Regions from separate parts of the Mus musculus genome. Here region 1 is linked to region 2. Evidence: chromatin contacts called from ENCODE Hi-C or POLR2A ChIA-PET data. All regions are on one chromosome and are shown on one strand. The core of a region is the stretch at or near the end of the contact, and the rest is flanking DNA. Distances in the headings are between cores, read along the strand shown. Region 1 overlaps Vps13d (vacuolar protein sorting 13D). Region 2 overlaps Gm42344 (a long non-coding RNA gene).

Region 1 (4,432 bases), core at 984-3,483, 51 kb before region 2:
CCTTTGAGGATAACCAAGAGTGTCCCTTGGAACTATGAGGCTTGCTTGGAATGAGGGAGCAAGTAGCTTCAGCTTGAAGCAAAGTCCTGACTCAAGCCTGCCTCAGCCCAGAGTTAAAACATGCCTGTGCGTGTGCTGTCCCTGGGACGGAGTCTGTTGTTTTCAGATGGTTTGGGATTGTCACTATTTGTCCAGTCAGCAATGATCCCTCAGAGGCTTCCTACCTGGCCTTCTTGTAGTGTCTTTGGTTGATCTTGATCTTATTTTCCTCACCTCTATGTGTCTCCTTCCCCCATCTCTTATGCTTGAACTCCGGTTAGAAGAGTGACTACTCACCATTCTAGATCTCTAAAATCCAACCTGGCAGTCTCATTACACAGAGAGCTGCGGATACTCATGAACAGGTTTCTAGTTGACTGGTTGGAGAAACTGGGATCAGCTTCCCTCTTCAATTTGTGTACATTTTCCATCAGTGTTGAGCACAGATGAGCCACTGGAGCCAGGCAAGGAGGGCCTTCTTCATAGGCTAACCATCAAACCAAAGGGAGCCCTGTGTATGCCAATCAGAGACCCTGGGTTCAGGGCAAACTAATGGGTATATTCAGAAGATCTGATGCTTGAGACCTTCTGCTTGAGTTTATAAGACCAATGGCTCAACAGACATGGCAAGCATTCACACACTCATATGTGATGCTTATGTATTCTACTTTGGTGGTCAAGCCCTGAAAATCAAGTTGACTTTTCTTATGTATTAAAAGTATGACTAGCTAGTAGTCAGTGTTTGCACTCCTGTCTCCTGTGAAACCAGGAAGATTAGAAGATGGCTATAGATAGAATATGCCTCCTCCTAATGCCCTAGCCGAGTTCAAGTGGGGAATCAAATGCATGAGGACTTGGTAGCTGTTTTGCAAGAAGCTTGCCAGGGATCAGACTAAAGATTTTGCTTTTGTGAGAACAAAGTGAAGTTGTTCATTGAAGAGCAGTTCGGGGCCTATATATAGGGGCCCAGGGCCTGCTGGGATGGGGTTTACACTCGGGCTGTCCTTTTGCCCTTCCACTGAACTCTCTTCATTTCAGTCGTGAGCAAACAGTCAGGGCCTGAACTAACAACCCTGCAGTCCTCCGAAGCACAGCTCGCTTACAGTACCGAACAAAGGGAGGGAGGGCCGCGTGGGCCGGCCCGGCCCAAGGAATGCAGCTTCAGGGTTCTGCTCCATAAATTTAACCAGCACGACGAAAAGGAGATAATATGAGCCTTCGTGATGATCTGAAAGGGGGAGGCTCTGTGTCCCATTGATTGCGGTCTGGCCCGTTGCCAGGCCCAAGCCTGACCGACAGTTGAACCATATCGTTAAGGCGTGTAATACAGCTCGAGTCTTGTACTGCCGCCAATGAGTACATATCCACAGGGCAAAAGTTTATAAAGAGTTGAGGCTGTCCTGCTTAACCCTCTCACACGGCATGTAATAGACCCAGCTGCCATTCAGAACCTGCCCATCCAAGGTCACACAGGGAAGCTTGCATGCTTCCTTTCTTCAAACAGTATTTCAGGTCTGGGGAGAGGGAAGGAAAGCCACGTTGAGGGGGTCACAGTGCTGGAATGTTCCCCTTCAGAACAGCTAGGCAGTCTGCCTCCATCCCTCCCCCGTCCCCCAGCCCAGAAATGGGACACCACGGTGCTTTCTTCAGAGCGGCTCTCTGTTTGCAGTATAATGTTGCTGAAGGAAACGGGGCTGACACAACAGGAAACCTAGCCGTCTCCTAGGAGGCTGTGTTGGTGGCAGAGTGGTTGATGCCTGGATGCTGTATCTTTGCATAGCATTGTGGAGGCTCTAGATGGGCCTTGCTCTCTGGCTCTCATGGGGCCAAGCCCCATGCTGATCAGAGCAGGTGCAAGGCTGCCTTATGGAAAGGCCTGGTGTTCCAGGTGGCCTCAAAGGAGCTCTAGTCCCTCACTAAGGAGGGCATGGGCAAGTAGATATCTCAGCAAGGGCAGGCAGCCTGAGTTCTCAGAAGGAACCGTGACATGAGCAGATGTGCAGACAGACATGGGTTTAATTAATATAGCTACCTGCATTCAGAGGGCCTAGGAGGGAAAGTGGATTGGGGTAGTTTCATCTTGTTTGTCAGCCCATCCCTCCTCATTGGGGTCCTTGGCCATGCTTTGTGTCTGTCATTTCCAGAGCAGAGGGACCCTGGCTCATGTCCAGAGACCAGGTCACCATACTTTGTACCCAGGAACTGTGGCACTCCCTTCTATACCCAGAATCTGCCTTTCCAGAAAGCAGCAGTGCCACTCCCTGGCTATATCCTTAATTCTGATCTACTTTCCAGAAGTCCCTCTTTATCTGCTCATCACCTGGGAGCAAGAACCAGCTGCTACACAGCTGGCACAGGAAGTCTCTGTGTAGGTAGGGTGCCTGCTGCATCAGATGTGCTCAGCATGCTGTGGCCCCCTTGGCAGGCCAGAGGGGATTTCTGTTTATTTTGGTGCTGTGGGCCTGAGTAAAAGACTCTAGAGGTAAGGGAAGAGATACGGTGCCCAGCCAACCTAAGACCTCTCTCTGGGTCCTTTGTTAGTCATGTTTCCACTGTCAAGGTGCTCTGAAGGCCCCAAGAGACTCTGATGGTGACTCCAGCATGGAGGGAGTTGTCATCTGGACTCCATTACACGATTGCTAAACCCAAACTGCATGTGTCTCTTCACCCTCCATATGAGGCCAAATTGTATGAAGAAATTTTGCTGCTCTTTGGATTTCTTTGGTTCTGTTTAATAATTAATCATTGAATATGCCAGATGTTAACTAGCATTCATAGAGATTCTTATCTGCAAAAATCTACATCCAGAACACCAGGAAGTCCTCAATGATTTTTGTACCACATAGAAGGAAGTTTGGTCCCACTCCCTGGTCTGAGCAATCCTTTGGAAAGGGAGCCTCGAAGAACTACAACCAAAGAGTCACTTCTGGCCTCTCCCATGACTCACCGTTTGTCAGCATCAGAGCTGCTCTGGGCTTGCTTATGCCCCTCCCTCCCCAAGGAACTTGATCATTAGTTAGCCAGAGTTTGCCCTCACTGTCTGCTGTCTGTGCCTGGGTCCAGAAGAAAAAAGAAACCCTCAGTTTTAGGGAGAGAGGACAGAGCTTTTGTGTCCCTTCTTGGTATCAGAGGAGGTTTGGCTATACCTGCCTCTCTCTGAGCTACAGGAAAGCTTGAGCAGGAGGGCATTGTCTATTGCTTCCTTTTTGTCTTGCTCACAAGCCTGTGTACCCATGCACAGGGAAACAATTAGAAAGCCACATGCTGGGTGTGAGCAGTGGTTGGCACCAGGTCTGGGAGATTTCGCTTATTGCCCCATCTGTCTGGCAGTATCTAGCATCTTACCCCCATCTCTCTGGCTCATGGCATGTCTCTAACACAATTTGTATGTGTCCTTTTTTTCCAGGCCTATACAGACAGCCCCCACCCCTTCCTCAGGCCAACAATACAAATGAATTCATTCTTACTGGCTCTTGTCTCCTAAGAGGATAGGTGCTAGGAAGTCAACTCTGACCCAGGGTACATCTGATCTGAATGAAATCTCAAAATACACCTGAGAGGACCTGAGCCCTTATCTTTCATTTTGATCTCTTTCCACCTGGACTATTAATTCTGTTTTCAAAGGAGGTCGGGGAGTGAAGAGCATTTCAAAGTGAGGTTGATTCGGTTTCTGAACCAGCTTGTCTTCTGGCTTGTGTTTGGCCCTGATGAGAATCAGAAGGGACAGCCATAAGCCCCTTCAGTCTTGTGTATCTGCAGCTGGAGAGCCTCAAAACCAGTTCCAGATGTCACTATTCCCTTTGCTGGTGCGTTGGGACTGGGGCATGCTGGGAGACTAGCTGCATGTGCTCTTTCCCATTCTTAACGTGTAGATTCACAATGCATGCCTTACCTGGAGGACCCTTTAACAACTGTACCATGCATACCCAGGTCCCTGTTGGGCCTGCTAACACCTCCAGCTCTTCTGTCAGAGCATATTATTCTGAGCCTGCTGACTCACAGAAGAAGGAACACTCTTTCCTGCTATTCAGGGTCAGAAAATGAGACAGTGTGGTAAAAATAAGCTAGTTCTTAGGCCGGGGAGAAGTCCTATAGACAACTGCAGTTTGGCAAAGTCACATACATGGCCCTCCTTGCTGTATCCATGGGAACACTGGGCCTGGCCAGGCTGTGGGAGGAGACAGAGGTAGTGGTTGCTCCCCTCTGATTGACCCTTTTGCAAGAAAAAAAAGCCATTCAGCAGCTCCTTCCTTACCTAGCCCATTTGCTATACAGTCATTACAATGGAAACCTAGACTCACCTGTGGCTCCATTGTGAATATACTTTACACGTTCTTTGAACTGAACTGTTTCTTGAATCATCATGGTTTCTTAAAGCATAGTTTTAGTGTTT
Region 2 (4,534 bases), core at 1,150-3,649:
GTGGAGCTTATGCCAGACTTCCCACAAGAATTCACAGTGTGGCATTCGGACCCCAAGAAGGCCTTTAGGGACACTGCATCCAGGCCAGCACCTGAGTCTATCCTGTAAGACAGAATAGAGGTAATCCTGCTTTCAATAGGCTCAGCCTCTTCTGCTTTTGTGTACTGGCTTTTCTGGTTATCCCGGGGACAGGACTCAGGTCAGAGAGAGGCTTCTCGAGAATGTGGAGAGGAGAGGTAGGCCCAGCCTCTCCAGTACAGTAGTGAACCCAGCCTTCCCAGTGCCACTACAAAATCACCAGGTATGTGCCTGAGCCCAGTGGCCACTGCCCACCCCTGGGTGGCTCCCTACCCACAAGGCCATGGCTTCTCCATCAGCTATCAGAAGGAGCAGGAGGTGCTTTGAGATTCAGAAGAGGTAATCAGACGGCCTGTATTGCCAGTGTGGCTATCAAGTAGCAGCAGATACCTAGCCATAAGCCTATGACCAGGCCAGGGCAGGGTGTTCCCTGCTTTGAAGGATTGTCCCCCAAGCCCCACCCCCATGCAGAACAGACCATTCTCAACTTTGCAGTGTTGCAACCAGATGCAAGCTGCTGGCCTGGCTGGCCCAGTGGAATGTACTGCTGGCTCTCTCTCTCTCTCTCTCTCTCTCTCTCTCTCTCTCTCTCTCTCTCTCTCTCTCTCTCTCTCAGGGAGTCTGGATCCTGCCCCTTGGGGAGAGGCTGAGCTCACCAGCTTTCTCCATTCCTCTTCTTGATTGGCACTTTAATGAGGGCAGAAGGGGCTGACCCCCTGCCAAGGGGCCAGTTCATGCCCCGTTTATCTCACAGCCCGAGTCAGACTAAAACAACACTGCAGGCCTAGCCGCCAGGAGCCTGGGGGCCTGCCGCCCCCACCCTGGGTGATGGATTGAGTGACCACAGTGAGCTGGCAGCTGAAGTGTGTGGTGGCCGCACCTTCCTGTCAGTGTGCAACAAAGGAGCCTGGCCCCACCGGCTGGCTGGCCAAACCGCTCTCCTCCTTGGGGCAGCTCCAGGGGCTTGGCCTTCCTCCCTGCTTCCTGAATACCAGTGCCAAACTTCTAGAGACAGGTCTAGGGACTAGCCTGATATACTCTGGAACCATTCTGGGGTCCTGGGGGGGCAATGCCTGGAATGAGGCCTTCTGAGGTTTCAAGCCTGGCTGACCAGAAAGTACATTTTTTTGGGTTCCAAGTGTCAGGGTCCAAGATGGACTTTTCTCAGCGGATTCCCCATCTCATGCACATCTGACCAGCTCTGAGCCCACTCATGGGGGAGTCCAGCCAGGCCATCTGTTTGCTGTGCAGCTGTGAGTGAATTTATCAACCTTGCTGAACCTTTGAGTCTTTTTCCCTAAAAGGCTTATATTTGTCTCCCTCATTGGGTTTTTATGAGAATGAAGATTAGGCAAAGCCAGCACTTCTATAAGCCAGGTCTCAGGGGCTCAGTTTACCTGATTGTTAAGAACTACCTCTCAAGTATACACACACACACACACACACACACACACACACACACACACACACACACACACACACACACAAAGTGCTATGGCACAAATGTGGAGCTCAGAGAACAACTTACAGAGGTCACTTCTCTCTATCTACAACATGGGTTCCAGGGGATCAAACTTGGGTCGTCAGGGTTGGCAGTAGACACTGTCACTTCCTGAGCCATCTTGCTGGCTCCTTTGATTGACTTTCTGAGGAGGTACCAGGGACAAACCCAACATCTCAATCAGGAGTTGTCTCACTCTCTCCACCGGCATTCTATCCTATGGCTTCCGGATGAAGCTCACTTTATACATTAGCCTCAAGGCTAATTTAATTTACCCAGTGTAGTGCAGAGTAGAGACAACAATTCTAACAAGACGTGGCTCTGAAGACCACAAAGCTATTCCCAAGACCCTGGGTAACAGACTGGAATTTCCCACTGGGAAAAAGTGGACAACCCCAGAGGCCCCCACAGTCAAGGAGCTGGAGCAAGGTTTGTGACATTCTTCTGGGCCACCTGGGTGAGTCAAGATGCCAGCCTTTCTCATGGCTCTGCTGATGGCATCAAGTGAACTTGAACTCTAAGCTATTCCCCAGACCCCACAGAAAGCAGGAGCCACAGAGGGAAACACCCCACCCCACCCTGCCTTCAGCAAAGGGGCATTGCCGTTGTAAATCCTCTGCCTCAAGGCTCCCTGGGGCTTTGCACCAAGAATAGACAGTCTCAAAAGTCCCAGCTGTTTGGTTCCTTGGAACTTCATCTATAAACCCAGGCCTCCCTGGAGAGGGGAGGGAACCATTCTCCACTTGGAGGAGATATCACCTCTCTGTGAACTCCCAAAGGGCAGGAGGCCAAGTCCCAGCCAAGGTCAGAGGAAGTGACACGACCATAATAGGACTTCATGTGGACCTTCTGGTTCTTCTTGCAGGCCCTCCAAATCAGGGCTCTGTCCTTCAGCAATAATACCCTCCACACTGGACAAAAGGTGACATTCTTGAACAAGGCAAGGTAGATGGGGCCTTGGAAGGTGGGTTGAACCTCAAACTCTTAGCCAACAGACATAAATAGACTTTGGACCTTTAGTTAGGCCCATGAGGCCGAGTGCCCAGGCTCAAGTCTGTGGAGCGGCCTTAAAACTTTCCCAGAGTCGTTTCTTCCTGTCTGTCAGCCCCAACTCAGCCTCCAGCACCCTTTTGCAGTGGTATCGTCAGTAAAGCTTTCCCTCACTGATCCTGCTCTCAGAGGGACCCCTCACCCCACTAGACAGAATAAACTATGTTCTATTCTGGGTCAGGCTCTGCTGAACTCCACAAGCCAGTCCAAAAAGATGCCACATGTTAATGTCAGGCTGTAATAAGCCAGGCAGGCAGAGCTGTCTCTGCTTGCCTGGGGTCCAAACAGTCAGCCAGGCATGTATCTGACGCTTGCTATTGCTATGTCCTTACAGAATGTCACCCCTGCTGTATGAACACACTCCACCAGCCTGTGTCCAGGGACTGGTATGTTTTATTCACCACTATAGCCCCCAAACCTAATAGACTTTTGTTGGATATTTGATCAATGGATAGATGTGTGCACCTCTGTGTGTGTGTTTGTGTATGTGTGTGTGTGTGTGTGTGTGTGTGTGTGTGTGTGTGTGTGTGTGTGAGAGAGAGAGACAATGAGAGAGAGAGAGAGAGAGAGAGAGAGAGAGAGAGAGAGAGAGAGAGAGAGAGAGAGAGAGATTAACTAAACATACTCGGGCAACTCTGGGGGTAGGTGGGGAACAGACATCAAAGGATATGCGTTCCAAAGTTGTATACAAATGCTACAGAACAAGATACAAGAGAATAATGGCAACAATGTATAAAGACCTATGTGGAAGAGGAGGCTGGAAAGATTGTAAGGAGGGAGAGGGGATGAATGACAAAGGACTGACATAGATTGTGGCAGCAAGTGCACAGCCTACATCCATTCAAACCAAACATGGCACTAGCACAGAAAGGGAGAAGGGGACAGGAGCTCCCATGAACCAAGAAGTTATCTCCAACTGACAACTGCTCACTAAGGAAAAAAGTTTTCTCACTGGGTACACAAACCACACTTATGGTAGCCCTACAGCCAGCAATAGACAACCAACAAAAAACAAAGTCAGTGATTTTTTTTTGTCACTTGTTTTGTTTTGTTTTGTTTTGTTTTGTTTTGTTTTGTTTTGTTTTGTTTTGTTTTGTTTTGTTGAGACAGGGTTTCTCTGTGTAGACCTGACTGTGCTGAAACTTGCTCTGTAGACTATGCCTGCCTAAGAACTCATAGATCTGCCTGACTTTGCCTAGAGATTGCTAGGATTAGAATTAAGGGCATGTGCCATCACCCTGGCTGAGCCTTTTTTTGTTGTTTTTTTTCTTATTGTTCCTTTGCTTGTATAGTACCATTTTCAATTTTGTGTATCTCTAGGTGTGTGTTTCTTGTGTGTTTTTATCTTTGTTTAATTTTTTTGTTTTCTTTTTTAAAAAAAAGAGAGAGAGAGAGGCATGGAGTCGGGTAGATCAGGAGGAACAGTATGTGGGAGCAGTTGAGGGAGGGGAACCTGTGATCAAAATATGTTCTGTTGAAAAAATTTCTCTGTGTGTGTGTATGTATGTGTGTGTGTGTGTGTGTGTGTGTGTTTGTGAGTTTGTGTGTGTCCAGTATGGTATTACTATATTGCTAGTTGCATATAAAACAAAACACATCATGGTAGACTGAGCATGTGACTTCATTTGTAGATCACTTGCCTTGCAAGAGGACCTAAGTTTAAGCCTTAGGACCTATGTAAAAAAGTCAGGCAAGGGGGTGCACACTTATAATCCCAGCACTGAGAAGTCTTGGGGCTCACTAGCCAGCCAGTCAAGTTGAATTGGTGGGCTCCAGGTCAATGAGAGATTTTATTCCAAAGGCAGTGGACAGTATCCCTGAGGATGACACCAGAGGTGTCTCTGGCCTCCGTGCACACACACACACACACACACACACACACACACACACACACACACACACACA

Evidence for each region. Hi-C counts contacts between places; a loop is a spot of excess contacts on that map. ChIA-PET counts read pairs that join two places held with the same protein, here RNA polymerase II (POLR2A).
Region 1: a map of Patski shows a loop between it and region 2 (2.2-fold over the local background). The contact joins two enhancer-like sites. A Hi-C loop is called at or near these places in 1 of 37 maps with a recorded cell type or tissue (Patski). POLR2A ChIA-PET finds 5 or more read pairs at or near these places in 1 of 5 experiments (Patski).

Annotation. Positions count from the first base shown.
Region 1 is chr4:144,996,977-145,001,408 of GRCm38, reverse strand. All of the region lies in intron 67 of Vps13d (vacuolar protein sorting 13D), which reads left to right. Among named protein-coding and RNA genes, the nearest start is that of Gm36317, 36 kb to the right of the region's middle. Within about 2 kb of position 2,233, at least 1 of the 3 ENCODE cell types and tissues checked has a DNase peak (open chromatin) inside an H3K27ac peak, as active enhancers do.
Region 2 is chr4:144,946,001-144,950,534 of GRCm38, reverse strand. It overlaps Gm42344 (a long non-coding RNA gene), which reads left to right. Exons shown (of 3, transcript XR_881562.2): 1 at 1-3,015. It also overlaps a transcript of Vps13d not described here. Among named protein-coding and RNA genes, the nearest start is that of Gm42344, 8.6 kb to the left of the region's middle. Within about 2 kb of position 2,399, at least 1 of the 3 ENCODE cell types and tissues checked has a DNase peak (open chromatin) inside an H3K27ac peak, as active enhancers do.